Regions from separate parts of the Homo sapiens genome. Here all the other regions are linked to region 1. The links are chromatin loops, found by intact Hi-C in ENCODE. Cell type or tissue: prostate gland. All regions are shown on one strand.

What was found. Hi-C counts contacts between places; a loop is a spot of excess contacts. Peaks named below come from ENCODE experiments on the same cell type or tissue, not always from the same donor. Only the 100,000 strongest peaks of a DNase experiment are listed, where the experiment ranks them.
Region 2: a loop joins it to region 1, with 4 times the contacts of the local background. A loop is called at or near these places in 4 of 110 quality-filtered maps.
Region 3: a loop joins it to region 1, with 2.8 times the contacts of the local background. A loop is called at or near these places in 15 of 110 quality-filtered maps.

Annotation. Positions count from the first base shown.
Region 1 is chr21:16,326,289-16,334,288 of GRCh38, reverse strand. The region is part of intron 4 of MIR99AHG (mir-99a-let-7c cluster host gene); the gene reads right to left. Among named protein-coding and RNA genes, the nearest start is that of SNORD74B, 46 kb to the right of the region's middle. In prostate gland, a CTCF peak has its summit at 3,747 (motif pointing right); a DNase peak (open chromatin) is centred at 3,778; H3K27ac peaks cover 1,347 bases.
Region 2 is chr21:17,265,949-17,273,948 of GRCh38, reverse strand. LOC107985511 (a long non-coding RNA gene) reads right to left here. Exons shown (of 4, transcript XR_001754975.1): 4 at 2,788-3,657. Among named protein-coding and RNA genes, the nearest start is that of LINC01549, 170 kb to the left of the region's middle. In prostate gland, a CTCF peak has its summit at 3,476; a DNase peak (open chromatin) is centred at 3,578.
Region 3 is chr21:15,999,793-16,007,792 of GRCh38, reverse strand. No RefSeq gene overlaps it. Among named protein-coding and RNA genes, the nearest start is that of MIR99AHG, 67 kb to the left of the region's middle. In prostate gland, a CTCF peak has its summit at 4,691 (motif pointing left); no DNase peak of the experiment used is centred here; H3K27ac peaks cover 1,938 bases.

The sequences.
Region 1 (8,000 bases):
CAGCTACTTGGGAGGCTAAGGCAGGAGAATCGCTTGAACCTCGGAGATGGAGGTTGTGGTGAGTCGAGATTGCACCGTTGCCCTCCAGCCTGGGCAACAAAAGCAAAAGTCCGTCTCAAAAAAAAAAAAAAAAAAGAAAAAAGAAAAAAAAATTATTATTTTTCACTTCTCTGATAATAGTAGGGTGGCAAAGTTCAGGACTGACCATCTAGCATTAACACTTGAGTCTAAACTATTTTAACATATTTGTATTTTGGTCCTAAAGCTCATTTTTGTGCCTCCATATTCTACATATTTACAGGATGTACAATACAGTGTTTAGTTGAACTTCTTGTTATTTATATAAAACTTTTGTCCCTACATCTTGAAAGTTCAAGCAATAACAACATCAGAAAAAATAACAATAACCACCCATATTAAGAACTTACTATGTGTCTGGGATGATGACAGATGCCTTTAATTCTCCTGTAATTCTCACAATGGCCAGATTTAAAAAGAGAAAAATAAAGCATTGATATGGTCTGAATGTTTGTTTCCCTCTCCCCCCAACCCCACCACCACCGAATTCTTATGTTGAAACCTAAGCCCTCACGTGATGGTATTAGAATATTAGAAGGTGGGGGTTTTGAGGACGTGATTATTTCGAGGGTGAAGCCCTCGTGAATAAGATTGGTGCCCTTATAAGGAAGTGAAGAAACCAGAGTTCTTCCTTTCCACCAATGTGAGAACACAGTGAAAAGATGCCATCTATGAACCAGAATGTAGGCCCTCACCAGACAATTTACGATGTTTTGTTTTAGCAGCCTGAAAAGACAAAGACAGACATTGAGTGTCAATTAACTTCGCCTAAAGTGATGCAAACAGTTGATCTCCTGTCTTGCTTTCCAAATTATTTTTGTTAACAACCTTAACTTCTGTTTCTTACCATAACAGACGGAAAATAGCTGTGTAGGTATGAGAGTAGACTTTTTTTTTAAATTAATTTCATGGTTCCTAAAAGACACCTTTGTGTCATATGATGACTAGGAGCTCATTAGCGTCTTTTATAAATTATTCTTATTGTACTGAAATGAATATACAAAACAGTATAGAATGTATCATTTTAGTCATTTTAAGTGTAAAGCGCAGCCATCACCAGTCCAACTATAGAACTTTTTCATCATCTCACACTGAGACTCTGTACCTATTAAATATTAACTCCTCATTTCCTCCTCTTCTCAGTTCCTGGTAGCCACTGATCTACTTTGTGCTTTTATGTATTTAATTATCCTAGATTCCTTATATAATTAAAATCACAAAACATGTGTTTTCCCGTGTCTGACTTATATTACTTAGCATAATGTTCTCAATGATCTTTGATGCCATAGCATGTATCAGAATATCATGCCTTTTTACAGCTGAATAACATTCCAGTGTCTGTACACACCATATTTTATTTTTCCAATGAACATCTGGATTGCTTCCATCTTTTGCCTGTTGTGAATAATGCTGACATGAGCCTAGATGTATAAATATCATGTTTTCAATTATTTTGTGTGTATACCCAGTTTTTGTTGCTGCAACAGAATAATAGTATCGCATCTTTGGAAAAGAGAATTTAACAAAAATTAGCCAGGCATGGTGGTGGGCACCTGTAATACCAGCTACACGGGAGGCTGAGGCAGGAGAATCACTTGAACCCAGGAGGCAGGGGTTGCAGTGAGCCAAGATAGTGCCACTGCACTCCAGCCTGGGCCACAGAGCGAGACTCCATCTCAAAAAACGAAAAAAAGAGAATTCAGTAATTCCTTCATCACTTTATATAACACCAGCTTGAGTTTCATCATTCAATAAATATAGTCTAATAGTTTTATTCCTTAAATGTACTTTGTTGCCCATGTGGAATAGATTATAGTGGCTTAAATTCTTTCTTCCACTAACCTTGAAACTTACAAGTTTAGTCTCTAAACTACGTGGTAATAAAAATTACTTTCATTATAAAACAGGTTTATAACAAATATTTTATATACATCAAAAGGTTGAAAAGATTTCAAATTTTAGAAAAAGAAGGACTCCTTAGAAAGAATTACAATATATCTCAGTTGATAGCCTGTATATGTAACCATTAACATCAATTTAAGTTAATACCAACCAGATTCTAACTCATAATTTTAAAGTTTATAGTTTTATAGTATGTTACATGCTTCTCTGTAGTTCACCAACAATACTTCACAAGAGCAAAAATCAGTACACTTCAAGCAAAGTTTAAAACCTGAGGGTCAAAATTAGGAAATATCTATTCATTTAAGCAAAGTGACTAAATGTACTCAAAAGAAGCAGAACTGCTTTTCATACAAATGAATGTCCCTTCATCAAAGCACAGTGCTAAATGCTATTATTTGAGGCAAAACTTTATAAATATAAATAATTTATCACACATTTTATGATTCACCATACAACTAAGGAATGTAACATAGCTTGAAATCATGTAAAAATGTTTACAGCGTAAGAACGACAAAGAATTCAAAAACATGAAGTATGCTTGCTCTAATAATTTAGAAAACAATAGATACTTTCATGGCCTATTTTCCCCAGAACAGGTTTATCATATTATTAATTTTATCCAGAGTCTTTGTTTTTTTTTTATGTCCTCGTGGTTTATATGTGCTACTGCATAATGTGTATTTGATGTCAAAATTTTCTTCATTGAAAGAAACTTTTTAGGGTGTTAGTACATTCATGTGTCTATGAATTTACCCAGTGACAATTGTTGCTGATACTAACATTTATTGTTCACTAGGTGCTACATATTATACTAAATAATTTACATACTTAGTTTTAACTATATAAAATTGTGGATGTTTATTTTTCATCTATAAAGAGGACAATTTCATATGGCTCATCCTGAGATTTTAGCTCATTTATTTCCCATAAGAACCATGAGATAGTTATTTATGTATGTCTATTTAGATATATTTAGTTATGATTTATTTTATTTTACAGATGATGAAACTAAGTCATAGAGATGTGAAATATCTTGTCCAAGTTTACCTACATAGTTAAGTAACAAACTCAAGAAATGAATTTGGCAATTTGACTGTATAGGCCATTGAATGAACTAGTCTATTACATTATAACAACAAGATAACAAGCGGTGAAATATACTCTGTGGGGGAGTTTGCTTCATTTCTGGACTCCTTCCCTTTGGTAACCCACTCGAAGCCTGTAACTGCCTAAAGTATGATCTGACTATAAACAGGAGCATGGTATCACCTAAGAGCTGCTAGAAATGCAGACCCCCGGGGAGTCTGAATCTGCATTGTAACAAGATTCCCTCGTTACAGTGTTTCGTATGAACCTTACCTTTTAAGAACAGATCTAAGCTGTCTTCATTTTTAAGACTTAATAAGCACATGCAAAACAATCCATCTACATTCAAAAGGTAAAGACAAAATAAGTCTACATGTAATAAAATGTCCTGGTTCAGGTAACCTGTGTTCAATAAGAAATAATACTTTAGATGTAATTTTGGGTGTACACAAAATGAATTCTCGTGAATGCATGCATTCCCCACACCCTTTCTTTTCGTCCTACATACCTCTTTAACTTATTCGGTGAATAGATGTCTATTATGTCTCTATTGTCATGAGATTGTGTCTTCAGTTTGCCATTTTGCTCTCTGCGATTCACACAAACTGTGGCTTTCCCTTTACACTTAGAACTTTAGGGCTTTATGTACAATCCCTGACATAGTGACAGGGAGTATTTCTTCCCACTAGATGGCAGTAACGGCAATTTAATAATACATATAAAGACACTTCCAGCTTGCTACAGGGCACTGCAAACAATGAGTGAGGGTTTCGTGAATTGCTGGACTTAATATAGGGAGCAATGACTTGGTGACAAATTGGAGAACAGTTTTTCTCTTTTGATGTCTATGTTTAAATTTTGTTTTGCATGCTTTTCAAGATTAAAAGCAGTCTTGTTTGCATATCTCTTACCCCTAGTTATAAGGAGCAGCTATTTTATGAATAATTTTCACTGGTAAGAGTGATAGACAGGTGGTTGCTAAAATAAGATATTTTGTTAGCATGACTATATAAATCATTTTCTTATTCCAGTTTTTAAGGAGATCTTTCCTTTTTTCTATAAATGACCATATATATAATTTCTAAATGCAGATATTCAAGATTCTCATGAGAAATCACATCTTGGATTGATAAATTTATTTTTATTAAGTTTCTTTCCAGTAAATGTTTTAAGAAGGCCACATACAAATGCCCTGTAGAAGTTAGGCAATAACAGCAAGGAGAGAAGAAGTTTATAGTAAAATGACAATAGGATTTTAACACATACAAATGCAATTCTACTGACATTCTATTTAGTGTTTAAATATGATTTTTTGCATTCAGAATGTTTTTACATGAATACTTAAGAAAAGAGAGAGGACAAAGCTTATTAATAAAGATGTAAATTTCTTTAGGGATATAATTATGCAACCTCATTGTTGCCTTGATGTTTCAAGGGATTGAAAATACTTTTGCCATTGATCACACTTGTCTTATATTGATCTGTGTTGAAACTCTAAAAGTGCTACCCCAGTGCTTCTCAAACTAACTGTGGTCTAAGCCAGACTATTTTTTTCCTAAATCATGAAGTAATGTTTTCCAATTTACAGTAAAAGTGGATAACTAGAGAAACTAAATGTAAAAACTGACATTAAAACATTCATATTTTATTACTTGAATCAACAGACAAATGTTGGGTTGATTTTCTATGAAATTTTCTAAAGGCTTACTCTCTATTTTTGTACTTCCATGTTTTCTAATGGGTATCAAACTGTTCTCAGAAGGGCCTGGCCCATGGACCCCACTTTGCATAGTGCTGCTCTAGACTGCTTCCTAGCAGAATGGAGCCACATCTTCCTGGGGAGTTAGGTTCTAAAGCAACCATGCATGGTGAAAACCTGGGGCCTCTCAATTAGTCTAATAAAGGCAGAATTTTTATTTTTGTTTTTTAATTTGGCTTCTTTGTTATCTGTTAATTAACCAGTTAATGATATGACTGGTTTCCATTTAGATGCTATGCAGTAGGAAAAATACATATATCTTAATGCTGGACTTACACTGAGCACAAGATAGGTGCCAAAGATGTGAAGTTCCCAGGCACAGAAACTGATACATGTCTCCCAGCTGGGACTCAGGTCTTCACCTCTGGAGAAGGAACACTGTCTTTTGCCACTATTTTACGTCTTTCAATCTGCATCCTCCTCCCTCCACCCCCAACTGCTCTTTTTCTTCCCTAGAGTGAGTACCAATGACCATATTCTCTTCCAGAGCCACATCAAAAGATTAAACAACGGCAACTTATACTGTTAGAAGGAAAAACACGATCTCTGCTCATAGAATCTGACAGTTTGTAGACATCAGCTGAGCTATGCTCACCCACTTTGGAGCAGGATGAAAGGCCAAACAACCTTCTGTGAGGACATTTTTCAGAAGCACTTTAGTAATAGGTCAATGGCAAATAGGCCTAAACTCAGATGTTTTGTGTCTGAGATCTCAATTCTGTTTGGATATTGTCACATTAATTTTCTAAGAATGTTATTTAATTTCAATATTATCCCATAAACAGGTATGTATGAAGAATATAAATATTCATACATACATTTTGAAGGTGTTTGACACATGTCAAACTAACATCAGCAACATATGTTTTACATCCAAAGTCCAAGATGAGTTAAGTGTCAACTTTTATCATTTGATTTTATGTAATTTAGCTGAGACAGGCCTCAATCTTAGCTTTAGACTATTTTGGATTTGGCCGTATATATACAAACTCATTTATCACTAAATTGAAAATATTTTCTTAAAAAAATACTCATGGAGTTATTTTAATTTCAGAACTTTACTAATACTTTTTATGATTTTAAATATATTTTCTGTTTTTCTCACTCTAATATAATGTCCAAAATGGGGAATATATTAAAATTATCCAGTTTATGTATCACATAGGAAAACACACCAAATTTCCCTAAGTACATACATTTATTTGCCAGGCATAGATCAGAAAACTAGAACATTTTATCTGTGCTAGTTTCTCCATTTGACTTAACGCTCTGTTTTTATTTGTTTTGTTATTGTATCAAAGGTGTATGTTTAAAAAATATCAATCAGTATTTGAAGCTCAAGTTAAAACTAGCACCATTTATCACTCTGTCAGACTTTAAAAAATACACACATAAAACAAACAAAATAATAGTAACCACAAAACAAAAACACTACACAAAACTGATCTGCATACCATGTAAATCTGTTTTTAAGAAAGCAGTCCTCAGGAAACTAAGAACCAATTAGTAGAAGAATAACTTACACAAGAACTATTTTCTAATTTTCTGATACCATCTACTTCCAAGCTAACACTTAATGATTGTATCATTGCCTATATAAGTTTTTTATTAATATACATTATTTTATATGAATATATGTATGTGCGGCTGGTGATATTTTTTGCGAATGTTTATATTTTTCAAGGATAACCAAATATATTTGTATTATTTTAAAGTTTAATATGCTACTTTTCATGTGCTAAGCCATGAATTTCAAAGAGTACAGTGAATGTTGTACATGGTTGTGTATATGTATGTATATCAAGTAGGGTTGAGCATTGAAAAAAATCATATAAAAACAATAGTACAGAGAAGACATTTCTATCTAAGAGGAACAGGCTGGGAAAAGTCAGCTGAAAATAAATGTACACATTTGGAGACAAAATTTTCATATAAATGAAGAGGAAAAGTTTGATTAGGATTTAATTTTTAAAATGTAAATAGAAACAATGCCAATTTAGTTTAGCTGTTTTTTTAAATTAGGTTTAATTATAACTCATGCAACAACTTAAGGATGAAAAAAACATTGGATGTTACACGTAAAATTCTTAAACAACTCTGTAATAGGGCACATCCTCAAATCCTTTAACTTATGCTTGACTTTAGTGAGGAAAAGAGGGTCATATTTGTAATATCATTTAAAATGACCTTTTTCCCAAGAGCATCTATTAAGGATTTGGATAATGATGATGGTGATTATGATGATACAGAGGATAAAGTTAATAGTTAGAATTTCCATGGAACTTACTGTATGCTAGTATTGCTTTAAAGCTCTACACATATTATTCTATTCTGTTGTGAGAAGTAGATAAATTATAAATCAAATATTATGTTATTAATATCATTCTGTTTTGAAGCACCTAGTGTCTACAAGTTCACTCTTCCAAAGTACTGCCATAAGCGTTGAACCAATTTCCCAGTTTCCTCTCAGGCTAGTTTTTATGTAGCAGAGAGAACTCTCTCTCTTTTTTTTTTTTTTTGTGACACAGTCTCACTCTGTCACCAGGCGGGAGTGCAGTGGTGTGATCTCGGCTCACTGCAAAGTCCGCCTCCCAGGTTTAAGCGATTCTCCTGCCTCAGTCTCCCGAGTAACTGAGATAACAGGCGTGGGTCACCACGCCTGGCTAATTTTTGTATTTTTAGTAGAGATGGGGTTTTGCCATGTTGGCCAGGATGGTCTCAATCTCTTGACCTCGTGATCTGCCCACCTGGCCTCGCAAAGTACTGGGATAACAGGCGTGAGCCATCACGCCCGGCCGCAGAGTGAACTCTTAAAATATGCATATTCACTTATCTATGATATGAACTGAGACGTCACTGATCAAACGCCTCCAAGGGCTTCCCAACTGACTTAGGAAAAACAATCCAATATTGTTGATATGGCCAACAAGGCCTTTCATGGCCTTATTTCACCATTTTATTGTCTTTGGTATAACTCAAATATGCCACACTCTGCTCTCCTTGAAAACCTCACTGGCTCTTTTCCCTGCCTCGGGCTGCCCTTTCCCGGGCTATGCCTGGTAGCATACTTCTTCACTTCTTGCAGGTCTCTTCTCAGATGCTACCAACTGCAAAAAATCATCTGCAACCAAAAATAGAAGAAACACTCCCCATAGACACCCAACCAACTTTA
Region 2 (8,000 bases), 940 kb before region 1:
ATTATTGTGTGGGAGTCTAAGCCTCTTTGTCGGTCTCTAAGGACTTGCTTTATGAATCTGGGTACTCCTGTATTGGGTGCATATATATTTAGGATAGTTAGCTCTTCTTGTTGAATTGATCCCTTTACCGTTATTTAATGGCCTTCTTTGTCTCTTTTGATCTTTGTTGGTTTGATGTCTGTTTTATCAGACTAGGATATGCAACCCCTGCATTTTTTGTTTTCCATTTGCCTGGTAGATCTTCCTCCATCCTTTTATTTTGAGCCTATGTGTGTCTCTGCACATGAGATGGGTTTCCTGAATACAGCACACTGATGGGTCTTGACTCTTTATCCAATTTGCCAGTCTGTGTCTTTCAACTGGGGCATTTAGCCCATTTACATTTAAAGTTAATATTGTTATATGTGAATTTGATCCTGTCATTATGATGTTAGCTGGTTATTTTGCTCATTGGTTGATGCAGTTTCTTCCTAGTCTTGATGGTCTTTAAAATTTGGCATGTTTTTGCAGTGGCTGGTACCGGTTGTTCCTTTCCATGTTTAGTGCTTCCTTCAGGAACTTTTCTTTTAGGGCAGGCCTGGTGGTGACAAAATCTCTCAGCATTTGCTTGTCTGTAAAGGATTTTATTTCCCTTTCACTTATGAAGCTTAGTTTGGCTGGACATGAAATTCCAGTGCTTCCTTCTAAAACTTTTCTTTTAGAGCAGGCCTGGTGGTGACAAAATCTCTCAGCATTTGCTTGTCTGTAAAGGATTTTATTTCTCCTTCACTTATGAAGCTTAGTTTGGCTGGATATGAAATTCTGGGTTGAAAATTCTTTAAGAATGTTGAATATTGGCCCCCACTCTCTTCTGGCTTGTAGAGTTTCTGCTGAGAGATAAGCTGTTAGTCTGATGGGCTTCCCTTTGTGGGTAACCCGACCTTTCTCTCTGGCTGCCCTTAACATTTTTTTCTTCATTTCAAATATGTTGAATCTGACAATTATGTGTCTTGGAGTTGCTCTTCTCAAGAAGTATCTTTGTGGTGTTCACCATATTTCCTGAATTTGAATGTTGGCCACGATGCTAGATTGGGGAAGTTCTCCTGGATAATATCCTGAAGAGTGTTTCCCAACTTGGTTCCATGCTCCCTGTCACTTTCAGGTACACCAATCAGACGTAGATTTGGTCTTTTCACATAGTCCCATATTTCTTGGAGGCTTTGTTCATTTCTTTTTATTCTTTGTTCTCTAAACTTCTCTTCTTGCTTCATTTCATTGATTTGATCTTCCATCACTGATACTCTTTCTTCCAGTTGATTGAATCGGCTACTGAGGCTTGTGCTTGTGTCTTGGTTTTCAGCTCCATCAGGTCCTTTAAGGACTTCTGTGCATTGGTGATTCTAGTTAGCCATTCATCTAATTTTTTTTCAAGGTTTTTAACTTCTTTGCCATGGGTTCAAACTTCCTCCTTTAGCTCAGAGTAGTTTGATCGTCTGAAGCCTTCTTCTCTCAACTCGTCAATGTCATTCTCCGTACAGCTTTGTTCCATTGCTGGTGAGGTGCTGCATTCCTTTGGAGGAGGAGAGGCACTCTGATTTTTAGAGTTTCCAGTTTTTCTACTCTGTTTTTTCCCCATCTTTGTGGTTTTATCTACCTTTGGTCTTTGATAATGGTGATGTACAGATGGGGTTTTGGTGTGGATGTTCTTTCTGTTTGTTAGTTTTCCTTCTAACAGTCATGACCCTCAGTTGCAGGTCTGTTGGAGTTTGCTGGAGGTACACTCCAGACCCTGTTTGCCTGGGTATCAGCAGCAGAGGGTGCAGAACAGTGGATATTGCTGAGCAGCAAATGTTGCTGCCTGATCGTTCCTCTGGCAGTTTTGTCTCAGAGGAGTACCTGGCCGTGTGAGGTGTCAGTCTGCCCCTACTGGGGGATGCCTCCCAGTTAGGCTACTTGGGGGTCAGGGACCCACTTGAGGAGGCAGTCTGTCCATTCTCAGATCTCCAGCTGTGTGCTGGGAGAACCACTACTCTCTTCAAAGCTGTCAGACAGGGACATTAAGGTCTGCAGAGGTTTCTGCTGCCTTTTGTTTGGCTATGCCCTGCCCCCAGAGGTGGAGTCTACAGAGGCAGGCAGGCCTGCTTGAGCTGCGGTGGGCTCCACCCAGTTCGAGCTTTCCAGCCACTTTGTTTACTTACTCAAGCCTCAGCAATGGTGGGCTCCCCTCCCCCAGCCTCACTGCCACCTTGCAGTTTGATCTCAGCCTGCTGTGCTAGCAATGAGTGAGGCTCCATGGGCATAGGACCCTCCAAGCCATGCGTGGGATATAATCTCCTGGTGTGCCATTTGCTAAGACCATTGGAAAGGTGCGGTATTAGGGTGGGAGTGACCTGATTTTCCAGGTGCCATCTGTCACCCCTTTCTTTGACTAGGAAAGGGAATTCTCTGACCCCTTGTGCTTCCCGGGTGAGGTGATGCCTTGCCCTGCTTTGGCTCACACTCAGTGCACTGCTTCCATTGTCCTGCACCCACTGTCTGACACTCCCCAGTGAGATGAACCCAGTACCTCAGTTGGAAATGCAGAAATCACCCATCTTCTGTGTCGCTCACACTGGGAGCTATAGACTGGAGCTATTCCTATTCAGCCATCTTGGCTCCACCCCTGTTGTCACTTTTTAGGGAAAGTATTTGCTGAGCTTCTTATTCTACCATTTTGGAAGTCCCCTTTTCAGAAATATTTAATTGTTGATAGGCATGATTTAGTTTCTACCTAGTTTTTGATCAAGCATCAAGCAGTTGAGATTCTTAGATAATCAAGTGCATTTTACTAATGACTCCATAAATATTATATTCTGATTTTTAGAAACATATCCATATTAGAAAATGTACATGAACAGGGCTAATTTTCTTCATGTATTGGAATGAATGTTTTGTATTTATTTTTGAATTCTTTTCCTATCCAAACTCTACAATTGAAGATAATGGAACAGGAGATAAAATTGAAAGCTTTTGAAATTGTCTAGATAGTAGACTGAATATTTGCGATGTATTTTCTACTCTCTTTTTCTTGATTACATTTTAGTAATATGAAATAAAAACGGTCAGCCATTAACAGCAGAACATATGCAACCTATTTAAACCAAAAGTCTTTCAAGCATCTCAGGAGCAGACCTGAGAAGCTTTTCTAAGTTAAATGTACAATAATCATCTAACAAGAATAATCTGACACTTTATATGTGACCATGATGGCAAATAAAATTGGATTGCTCCCAATTTGATAGCCCATGGAGGGTTGTACAATAATTTTATGCTAATTCTAAAAAACCTATGATTTCTACTTTTAGAAATTCATGATCAAATTTATCTTCTTATCTGTGTGGAGTTTAGGAAAGAAACACATCATGCTAAAGACAACAAAAGCCTGAACAAAGTCCCTCTATTTAGTCAAAATAGAATTTCACAAACAATGGAGTTTAAAATTCAAATGTCTTCAAAGCAGTTGTAATAATAATTGTTTCCACTAAGGTGTGCTAGATCTCCAAATATTATTCATGCTCTCCTTGTCTTACCACACTGCACTGAATTTCACCGTGTTCATTGCCTTCCCCAGGGCTGCCAAGCATTTACCACACAGGAGGTTTTTAAGCTGGAGCAACAATGTGCTGCACACAAATTCAGCTAAAACACAAAAGAAGACAAGAAATCATTTAAAAATGTTAAATGAAAAGAAAAAAATAGTTGCATTGTGAATTGGTGATTTTTATAAACAGACTCAGGTATTGACTTTGATTTTGCAGAAATAATTTGGTTTGTTTGAGAAATTCTAGAAGGTTAACCTAATAGGAGGAAGTTTTTCAGGCAATTTTTCTTCTAATAAAACTCTCTAATGTCCTATTATTATTTATAACTAGTGTTACGAATGTAAGTTATCTTTTGCTTTAATAGCGTATCAGTCTGACGCTATCATTTGTTCATGATGATTTAAATCCCTAGAGGTTCCTGAGATCATCTAGTGAAGTTTGAAAAACAACTAACACAAAAGAGCAGCTCTAAATAGTGTGTCAGGCAGAAGATGGCACAGATTTGGGAGTATAACAAAACCTTTTAGTCTGTAGAAAGAAAAATTAATTCTTATTATTTGCAATACTGAAGTTATTTTTTTAAACAAATCTTAAAGTTATCAACTAGAAATTTAGCTATCTTGGTAAAAGCCTTCTCTATAGCTGGTAATTTAATGATAGACTCTGAAAGATTTGCCAGGAGAATGTGCTAACTTTTCCCAGAAACAAAATCTGGGTTCTTCATAGGGATTTCTATGCACACATCCACCTTAGTTTGAAAGCATTTTTATATATGCAAATAACTTTTTTTGGTCATGTAATTTTACTTAGAATGTGAATGGGAGTTTCTTTTTTTTCTTGATTTTACTGTGATTTCAGTTAAAAAGACAACTTGCACTTTCTCACCTCTAAATGAATATGATTGCTTCAGCAGCTTGTCCACTTAAATAATTTGGTTTCATGATTTTGATTATATTCACTAATCATTGTAATCAATGGCCATCTTAATAGTAATTTTTAAAATGTCAGCACTAAATTTACATTAACCTTAAAGAAAAACCTCAAATATTTTAGTACTTAAATTGTTACCATAATTTATTTTTGTAAACAAAAAGCAGTTTATAGTCAGTTGAACAACTGGAAATCAGTTGATAAGTAACTAGATATAGATTGTTTTAAAAATAAAAAATTTTTTGGATCAAGCTGGAAAGTTTTTACCAAAATCAATATTTTTTCATATATATAGTTGTAGTTTCGTAGTTCATGTTATTATAAAATATTATCTTACTTAGACCAAATTTTATATTTAAAAAGTCTTTTTGGCTACGATACAACTCCTTTTGTTTTGATAAATTTTCAAAGTAATAGTAATGAAAATGCATAATCAAGTAAGTGAATTTTCATATACATGAAAAATTTCATTAGAGTATTGGAAAAATGACATGTTTTATAATTCTATTGCCTTTTCATGTGGTTATTAAATTAGTGAGTTGACAAATGTGAAATGACGTCTGTACTTTTACTGAGATATGTTGTTTAAGTAACAGTAGTGTGACTGGGAGACAATTTAGGACAGTAGAGTTTTTACACTCTTAACCGGGAAAATTTTTTCATTTGTGAGATCATTTGAGTTAATTTATTGTAACTACTGTATCCATAATTTTTGCCTGCTAAAGAATGGCGATTATTATTTCCTAAAACCTTAAATAAGGGCATAAGATTAATTAAACCCATTTTGTTGATCCAGAGGAAGAAGGAAGTATTTTGTATTTCAAAATATAAGTTTAGAGAGATTATTATTTGATGTTATGGAAATATAAAACAAATAGAAATTTTATACCCTGTGTTTAAACTTCAGATTTTTAAAAAGTACTTTCTAAAAACAAAGAGGAATGGATGTTGAATATCACACACAGCTAAAAGCTAATAAGAGAAAATTGTAATCATGCAGGAAGGTATTTAAACCCATTAATTACTTGTTAAAAGGATATAAATGAGAAAATAAAAATCTTCAGCATTTAGAACAGCAGCCATTCCTGCTGAATGGAAAGCACTGTGCAACTTGAAGGTAGATTGACTGGAAACTTTGGGAGGCAAGTAAATGGTGCCTGACTTGCGTTAAGACACAGCATTTCATCTGGTTTAGTTTTAGTTTAGGTTTAGGGCATTAATATGTATCTTTTCTAAAAACAAAGCATGTTTTGAATTTATTTAGAAATTCTACCCGGAATATTTATACCAATTAATACTCTATATTTAACACACACAAAAAATAAAAGGCCCCACTCCATTTCCTCTTTGACAATAAATGGAACTAAGAAGTCTTCCCTAGGAATGCTTTCCCAGAAATATTTAAAATAAATACAATTAAGATAAATTCCGTAGATAATTTTTTTGAGAAACGTGTGCATGTAATGTAGAAAATTTAAGTGTTATTATTTATTTGAGTAAATGGGGTAAGGTACAAGCCCTGTGTAAATTAGAAAACATTGCCCATCTACATCTGAAGAGGAATTTGGCTTGGTTCGATGCCAAGGGTCAAGTAGAGGCACAAATCTCACATGTTGGAGGTCCTGGGAGCCTGACCAGGAGGACTCAACGGAGGACAGATGGAAAAACTACAGACTGATCTTATTTCACAACTTTAGGAGGATCACTCTGAATTTATTTTTCTTTAAGTAGGAGAGAGCTACATTGTACATACGGAAGCTTAAGTTTGGAAAGAGGAAAGCTGAAAAGAGGAAACTTCCAAACTGTTTGTGGACAGGTGGGACAGGGTGGTGGTGAGGTGATGGTGGAGACCAAATCTTGGAAGACCCAGGTGATGCTGTATTATGTGCACAGTGTCATTCCCCTGAAAGCAAGTCAGCTTACAGAGATTCAGGACCAGAGAAAAGATAAATTATAGTAAGAGGTCAGGAAGGTAAAAAATACAGATCCAGGATTTTTTTAAAAAATTAAAAGTGGTCTACAAATTTGATTATATATTTCTTGGTAGTCAAAGAAAGTTATTTTCATCATCTATGGAGAGAAAGTATATCAGTTTCTCATAAAAAGCAAATAATTTCCTTTCATTGTGTTCTAAAAGAATATAGGAGAGAATTTTATGATTAGTAGTTTATTACTTTGTATTAAGATTTTTGTCTTTAATTTTTCTTTTAAAATGCAAAAGCTGATAGCAAATATATGCTGTATTAAGCCACTAATACCTGCAAATTATAAATAATTTTTATATAGTCTGTGTTTGGAGGTTGGGCTTAATTTTTTCAAAGGTTAATCATGGAATCTGTAAAAGAATGGTTTATAATTTAGATTTCCATTCCCTAGGTTTTATTAGTTCCAGCTCTCTGAGTTTAAAATTGCCTATATTGGAAAAGAAATCAAATACGTGATTACCTGTATAGAAAATAATTTAATGGAACTACTAAATGATAACTAAATTATAATTTTAGACATTAGGCACACTGGAAAATCTTTATGGTTTGCTGACTTAATCTGTATTATCCATGTTGTCACAATGTCAATAAACCTTCACTTTTTAATTAAAAACTTTTTTTTTTTTTAAGAGATGGGGTCTTGTTATATTGCCCAGGCTGGAGTGCAGTGGCTATTCACAGGTGGGGGATCATAGTGCACTGTATCCTCCAGCTCCTAGGCTCAAATGATCTTCTAGCCTCAGCCACCCAAGCAATAAATCTTCACTTTTAACAGGTGAAGACTGAGGGTTATTTCTGTGAACATACTTTCTAACTAGGTCAAGTTCAGTATTATTGATTCAGGGAAACCAGTTTTTAAAGAGAAGCAGCATCCACAGAGCAGCTTCTAATTTGTCCTGTGGCTAATCTTGAGGAAAGGGGGGGTTGTAATTGATGTTAAAGACATGGACTACAATATACCTACGTGAATAGTTTTTAGATTTGGTGATGGGTATGCAATATTTGACATGGGTGAGTCACATCATTTTATTTTTTTACCTTCTTCTTCCCTTATGTTTATTGCTTCATATTATTAAAGAACTGCTTGTCCACTTCATTAACATTTTAATCATGAAAGCCAAAGAAAGCATTCTACTACAGGATATATCTCCATGTATGTTGGTTTTATTTAATATTCTTCTTGTTTTTTTCAATAATTAATGTACAAATAAAGAAAAAATAAATTGCACTTAAAAACCAAATAAACTCCACAACTCAACAGCAAATAAAGGATTATGCTGAAATATGAGCTTTGACAACACCAAAACCATGAGTAAAAATATAACTTATATTCATTTTTAGCTGTATAATTATAAAAGTAACTACTTGTAACTACTTTTATAATTAATTTTTGACATTGGTGTCATGTGATATATACAAAAGAATAGAAATGACAGCTATAATCAGCTATGCATTTTGTATACTTTTTTCTTTTCTAAAGTGAGTTTGAAATGGCTGAATATATAGTTTTTTACTGTGATCTCAT
Region 3 (8,000 bases), 330 kb after region 1:
TCAAGTTAAACATGATACAAGACACAATAAAGCATATCAATGATATGATATATTACTATATAAAGTACAATTGTGTGTGTGTGTGTCTGTGTGTGTGTGTGAAGAGAACACAAGACAGAAAGTGCCACAATTGAGGAAAAGGCTTAAAGCAGACTTTTCTTTCTCTATATTTGTTAAAATTTCTAAAATTTACATATTTTACTTGTAATCTGAAAAACAATCTTAAGAATATTGGCAATCACAAAGCTAAAGAAATAAGTCTTCACATATTTTGCAATTTACCTGATATTGAACATAGTATTGTAAATCAGAAAGCCCTAAAATTTGCTCCCATCTGTAATGTTTAAACATGCTGGACTGAAATACATTTGCCCAATAAAGAACTTGTTAACTCATGAAAACTCTTCATGTCTAATAGCAAACAGAATGAAACCTTTTTGTTCCTCACTGAGAAGGTAAATAAAGGGCAAAGCAGTGAGGTCTCCAAAATCAGACAGAAAAGCCATGCCCCAGCTATAAGCTCCTGGCTGCAGGCATTGTGGAAAGCAATTTGGAGGGGAACAAATCCATTAATAAAGTTTCAATACTTCAGTGACCTTTGAGCAATTCCAGATGTAGACATGGAGATAGCCCCACAGATAACAAGAAAGGGCCTGCTACAAGAAGGGGCACTCCAGAGCAGGCTTGCAAGAGGCTAGAATTCCGTGGAACCCAGAAAAGAGATTCAGCACAAAAGAATCCAGATTCTTGATGAAATATCACCAAAGATTCATTCTCTTATAAGAGCTTTTACCAGTTCCTTATATTTCCTCCAGTGACAAGGAAATACATGCCAGTCTATATTTCTTGATAAGATGATAGTTTCATCAATAACTAGTCTTTATGATGCACTTATTTCCAATCTATCACTATGCTAATTTTTTGTATAAAGTAAATCATTTAATCTTCACACAAACCCAACTTAGTAGAGACTATCATTAGCATTTTATAATTAGAAGATGAGGCAAAGAAACTTAAATAACTTGGGCAAAGTCATCCGCCTAGAATAGGGATCAGTAAATTTTTTCTTGAAAGGCCAGAGAGTGAATATTTTGGCCTTGCCAGCCTTAAGGTCTCCATCACAACTGCTCAACTCTGTTGCTGCATAGAGAAAATGCATCTATAGACAATACTTACACAAAAAACACAGCTGTGTTGCGAAAATCATTGGTGGGGCCAATATGTTAGGTCAGTCATTTCATTTTTTAAATAATAGTTTTCATTATTTAAAATGAAAACTATTATTTAAAAAATGAAATGACTGACCAACCAATAATTGGTTGGCAGACTATGGTCTGCCAACCCCTGATCTAAAAGGCAATAAACCAAGATTCAAACTCAATACCATGCCTTTAATAATTAAACTGCCATACAATAAGAGAAAATAAAATAAATACGGTTCTCTTTCTACAGTGTGGGCAGGCTCACTAATTCTCAAATATTATTTTGGCTGTCTATATGGTCCTATTCTAAAGAAACTGATTAGGTAATGTGAATTGTTACTTGTCATGATTTAGTGAACAAAAAAATCTGGATGCCCAGGGGGCATAAACAAGGTAGGTAGCTCCCCTAGCAGGATGTGAATTTAATAACCTTATTTCAGAGTATATCTGTAGACCTGAAATTTGATCAGTATTCAGCCTTCTAAAATGAAAGGGGAAAAAAGGAGCTGACTTTGAGCTCTTTTTAATACAGAAATATCTAGTTTAACAAGTCCTATGATCTATATTTTTTCTTAATTTCAAAAATATTGTTACTTTGCAAATTTGTCTCACAAGTATAATAATAATGGACAAGATAGCTATACATGCTTTAAGTTGTTTAAAATTCAAATATTAGGGAAAGATATTTTAGTCATATCTAGTTTTTCTTACAGTTATAAAGCAGAGTTGAAAAATAATCAATATGTTAGGTCAGTCATTTCATTTTTTAAATAATAGTTTTCACCAGAATTTATTTGAGAGTCACATCTAGGAACACAGCATGACTAAAGATAACGTTAAGACTTCTACAATAATTGAAAAGCTACATAATCTATGGGTAAAAGAAAAAAAAAGTCACAAAATTTAAATTCTCAGTCTTTACAATATTCATTACCTGAGCTAATTATTTCTAAATCTGAATCCTCCACAGGAAAATGGCAATCATATCACCTGTTAGCTTACCAGCCTTAGTCTAAAAGTTTTATGAAAAAAAATCATAAATTATTTTGTAAATTTAAAACACTATATTCACGAAAGTAGTCTTCTAAGACCTACAGTTGATTCTAACAAGGAAAAAAAATCTTTGTTTTCTTTGTTCCCTCTCTCCTTCATAGATCTATAATCCCTTCCACCAGAAACAGAATGAAGGAGAGACCAGGAGCTCTCTTTGCCATCCCATCCTTGTGAAAAAGCAAAGTAAACTCATTATCATAGCATTATTTCATTTTTCAGGACCTTCTAAAATTTTTCCTTACCATTAATAATCACCAACATAGGCCGGGCACAGTGGCTCACGCCTGTAATCCCAGCACTTTGGGAGGCCGAGGCAGGTGGATCACGAGGTCAGGAGATAGAGACCATCCTGGCTAACACTGTGAAACCCCGTCTCTACTAAAAATACAAAAAATTAGCCGGGCGTGGTGGCGGTTGCCTGTAGTCCCAGCTACTCGGGAGGCTGAGGCAGGAGAATGGCGTGAACCCGGGAGGTGGAGCTTGCAGTGAGCCGAGATCGCGCCACTTCACTCCAGCCTGGGCGAGAGACAGAGACTCCGTCTCAAAAAAAAAAAAAAAAAAAAATCACCAACATAAGATATAGTCATTCCTAAATAAAATATACAGTCCACAGCAGGTCCTCAAATAAAATCATGTTGTTATAATGTTGATGAGAAGAAAACTGATTCCCAGCTGGGGCCACTGTCTGAATGGAGTTCGCACGTTCTCCTCATGTCTGCATGAGTTTTCTCCCCGTTCTCCAGTGTTCTCCCACGCCTCAACGCTGTGCATGTTGGGTGAATTGGGATGCCTACATGGTCCCAGTCTGCGTGTGTGTGTGTGTGTGTGTTTATGTCAGTGTGCCCTTTGATGGGATGGCATCCCGTCTAGGGTTGGTTCCTGTCTTGTGCTCTAAGCTGTCTGCATAGGTTTTGGACACCCACAACCCTGAACTGAAATAAATGGGTAAATAATTGTCTTACTTGTTTTTATCACTCTTTCTTAAATGTATACATTGCTCACATTTATTATAATATTTAAAATTAGAAGTGTTTTAGTCTTTAGTTAGAAGTTTGCTGATGTTTTTGTGATCAAAATATGCTGTAGGAACTTAACTCTTGTTTATACCAAGTAGCCTGTGGGAAGATTGGTTTCCCCATTCATTCATCTTTTCACTCAGTCAGTTTCCAAGAGCCTATTAACAGTATTAAGTCAGGACTTAATGTACTAGATTCCTAGAGCACTTTCGTCAGAATCCTCAGGGACTGAAGACTAAACAATAATAATATGTACAGAACATCTGTATAAGTAGTTTACACCAACCGGTTGACTAAAATTTTGGCTCGATTTCTCAGAAATATCATAAAGATACTGTAGTAGATGGCGTTACTTTTGGCAAGTGTTTACAGCCCAGCTTTCAGGAAGGATTATACTCCCTCACTGACTAATATCAGCCTTGGTCGTATGACTTGTGAAAAGTGGGCAGAAGTGACACATGTCACCAGCAAACAGAAATTTTAAGAGCCACTATGTAGTCTGGCACTTTCTTTTTACTCCTGTTCTATGAGATTAGAATATTGCAGAGAAACACTGCTCCATGAGCTGGAGTCCAGAGTGAAGACAACGTGGAATCACACTAGGATCAACCCAGAGGACCGTGTAGCAGAATGAGAAATAAAATATTGTTGCTGTAAGTCACTGGTATTTTAAGTCACTTAAGTATCAATGATATCAGTGTTATCCAGTAATAACAAGTGACTTAAATATCAGTGACTAATAGCAGAATAACCTAGGCTCTCCTAAGTGACTAATTAATAAAATGTTAAAGTCCAGTTACACTCTGTACTTTGACAATTTAATTAGAATAATTAACATAAAGAGGGCGGCAACATAAAACATCTTATTTATTCACAAAGAAACAAGCATTTGAGTGTTTCGTATATGTTAACACAGTTGCTTAAAACAGGATATAAGATCCAGTTTTGTCTGCACTAAACCACAAAGATGTTGTAAGGGATTCAGAATCAAAGAAGGATTTTAAAAGTTATTTATAGGATCGGAAAGCATATAGCTAAAGAATCACATCCAGAAATAATATTGGCCATTATTTAGAGATTGGATATTGGGATGGTCACTATCCTGTTGTATAGTTACTTTTTTTCTTTTTTCTTTTTTAACCAAGAGACTTCAAAATTGTTTTCAATGCAAAAAAAAAATGACTCTCAAAATGTATCAGCAAAACTCAATAAATTTTCTAAATCCAGAGAATGAAAATAAATATACCATTTCCTGTCTAGAAGCTAGGTCTTCATATTACACAGATCATATCAAGATCTCTGTTTTTAATAAAAAGTAAATTGTGTTATCAGTATTTTTTAAACATAAAATCTTTAATATCTGGCTCAATACATGAAATATATGACTTTAGGGATAACATGAGATACTCTGCAATTTCAAGAAATTATCAGCACAGCATCAGGGATACCCTGCCCTCTACTGTCAGTACTTTAATTTTGCATCTTTAACTAAATAGTTATTAAATCACTTCATTGAAAATCCAAGGTTTTTTTTTTTCTCTTTATGCTTTGGTATATAAACATTGTTTCTGTTCTATTAGCTGTTTTCTTATAAAATTTAACATGATGTTTCACTTACATATTAAAGTTAATCTCTCTCTTTTTTTTTAGATGGAGTCTCACTGTTGTCGCCCAGGCTGGAATGTAATGGCAGGATCTGGGCTCACTGCAACCTCTGCCTACTGGGTTCCAGCAATTCTCCCTTCCTCAGCCTCCGAGTAGCTGAGATTACAGGCGCCCGCCACCATGCTTGGATAATTTTTGTATTTTTAGTAGAGACGGGGTTTCACCATGCTGGCCAGGCTGGTCTTGAACTCCTGACCTCAGGTGATCCACCCACCTCAGCCTCCAAAAGTGCTAGGATTTTAGGCGTGAGCCACCGCGCCCAGCCTAATCAATCTCTTTACACTACTCCTGAATAATGAAAGGAACTCAGAAAGCTTTCATCTCATCAGTCATTTCTCAATTTATATTCTCTTCTTTCACATTTATTTTTCTTGATTTTTATCCCATTAGTTTTAAAATGTTGTAATTCTTTTACCTGGTAAATGTTTCCTTACGGTTACAAACATGTGTCTATTTTATTTGCTCACCATATCTTCTTGCATCTCAGACTTCCTTTGAAGTCATTTCATTTTTTATGTGGGTTTGCTGATGAGAAATGCCCACTATATTTATTTTTCTGCAAAAATCTTGAGTTTGTCCTTCTTTTTTAAAGGCTTGGAGACAGAAAGTTCTAGATGAACAATTATTTCCCTTCACTACTTGAAGATAATATTCTCCTATTTCTAGCTTCCATTGTTGATGATACTGCTCACCATCACATCCCAACTGGCCATTCTGACTGGCCCAGCTTTGCAGCTTAGCGATAAACTATCCTGCCAACAACCTCATAGACTACTCTAGCCAAGCTCTTGTTAATGCCAGTCTGAGTAGTTTTTTTGCAGTTTTGCTAGGCAATTTCACTTTTTCATTGGCTTTCTACTTCACCTGTGTTTCAAGTTCCTCAATTCTATTTGGTTTCTATTTATCTGTCATTTGCTTGTAACTTCCAGAATTTTCCTATAATGTGATCTCAAATGGTAGTTTAAAATATGTGCATATTTACAGTGCATTGTTTACATCATCTGCACTTATGTCAATGAAGAGTAAACATGTTCCTGAACCATCATTCAATATTTTGCATCGTCATAGTATTCTGGATATATATTAATGATGGTCTTGTAAACAGTAATATTCAATTTTTTTAAATCACATATTTGTCAAAAAAAATCATTTCCCCAATATATTATGCTCATTTGAAAATTACACACATGTTCTACCATAAATTTTTTTTTATTTTTTAATTTTAAGTTCTGGGACACACGTACTTCTGCACACGCAGGTTTGTTACATAGGTGAACGTGTATCATGGTGGTTTGCTGCACCTGTCAACCCAACATCAAGGTATTAAGCCTCACATGCATTAGATATTTATCCTGATGCTCTCCCTCTCCTACTTCCCTCTGACAGGCCCCAGTGTGTGTTGCTCCCCTCCCTGTGTCCATGTGTTCTCATTGTTCAGCTCCCACTTATAAGTGAGAACATGCGGTGTTTGGTTTTCTCTTCCTGTGTTAGTTGGCTGGGGATGATGCCTTCCAGCTTCATCCATATCCCTGCAAAGCACATGATCTCGTTCCTTTTTATCTACCATAAATTTTAACATTAAGTAGTAAGAAAATATATTTTCATTTTTAGAGATGTAAATTTGAATACCATATATGAAATCAATGTTGTATGTATTCTTAAGTGCATGTCCCACTGGTATCAGTAAGGGTCCTAGAAGATCTTACCTATTCAGGGTATTTGTTGAGCAGTGATCCACCTGATAGTAGAGCTAGCTATGTGCTTTGGACACCATATATTTTCAGAGCTTTTTAAGTAATGCAATAAGAAATCTAAAAAAATGCACGTATATTGTTATTGTCTTTAATTACTAAATATGCTGCTTCTCAAATAATGGTTATGTCACAAACAATACACACAATATTAAGTAAAATCTTATCAACAGTCAAACCACTTCTCATTAACCTAAAAACATTTGTCTTATACCTGTAATGTGCTTGGTATTATATTAGGTGCAAATGGTAGAGTGGAAAAACATGCTCCTGGTAAGGTCATAGGTTGTAAAGTTTCTTACAAGACACTCACTATTATGAAACCTGTACAATAAAGTGTGACAAGTGCTAAGATAGGACAAGTACAGCACATTTTGTGAGTACTTAGTTTTGGAAACATTTTTAAAAGACTCAGGTTCTTACGATTTGGCTTAAGAGTACACTTTAGACAGAACCTTGAAAAGTATGTTTTGTTTCTTAGCCCGGAGAATCACATCATAACTCATTTGTTCTCCTGCAATATTTGAAATCCTAGAGGGACACTAAAAACAGTTCATAAAAAATTAAAACATGAAAAAGGTTAGTGATGATTTACAAACAAAGCTTGCTACAGATAGTTGCAAGTCAATACAATCTTGAAAGGGCATCTCTTTTGATAGATGTGTTCGCCCAAAGTAGAGTTTATTAGAGATTCAGAAAATCATACAAATATGTTTTGGTTCCCCGAAATCAAGAGAGAGTGAGAATATAGCAACTGAAAAATAGGTAGAAGGTAAAGTATGAATTAAATATACTTTTAAAAGTATACTGAACCAGTTAAAAATTTAATTTGGTGTAACATGATCCAGCACAAGTTTAAGAGCATCACATATTACAAGATTATCAGGATTAGACACTCATTAAAATGGATGTTCCATTTTAAGTACTATACCTAATAAGTATCATCTTGCAATAAAGGGAGATGACCCATTTTCTGCCTGTTCTTTCTCAACACCAGGAGGTTAAGTTACCAATGGGTGCTGCGTATACACACTCACAGAGTTACGCAGTCATGTGTCTGGGGGTTCACTAAGTCAGAAAAAAATTACAATCCACTTTCCTGGCATCTAAGATTTAGCTAATCTTATGTAATTGAAAGTATCTAGAAACACCATTAAGTATGTGCACATTTGTATAAACTTTCGTGGTAGAATATTTGTCTACATAGTTGTGTTTGTGGCTAGCCACACCTGGCTGTGCTCTTATCTTGGGGGTACATTATCACAGCCTGTTTGAGAGTATTTCGGGAGATCTGAAACAACTGTTATTAGAAC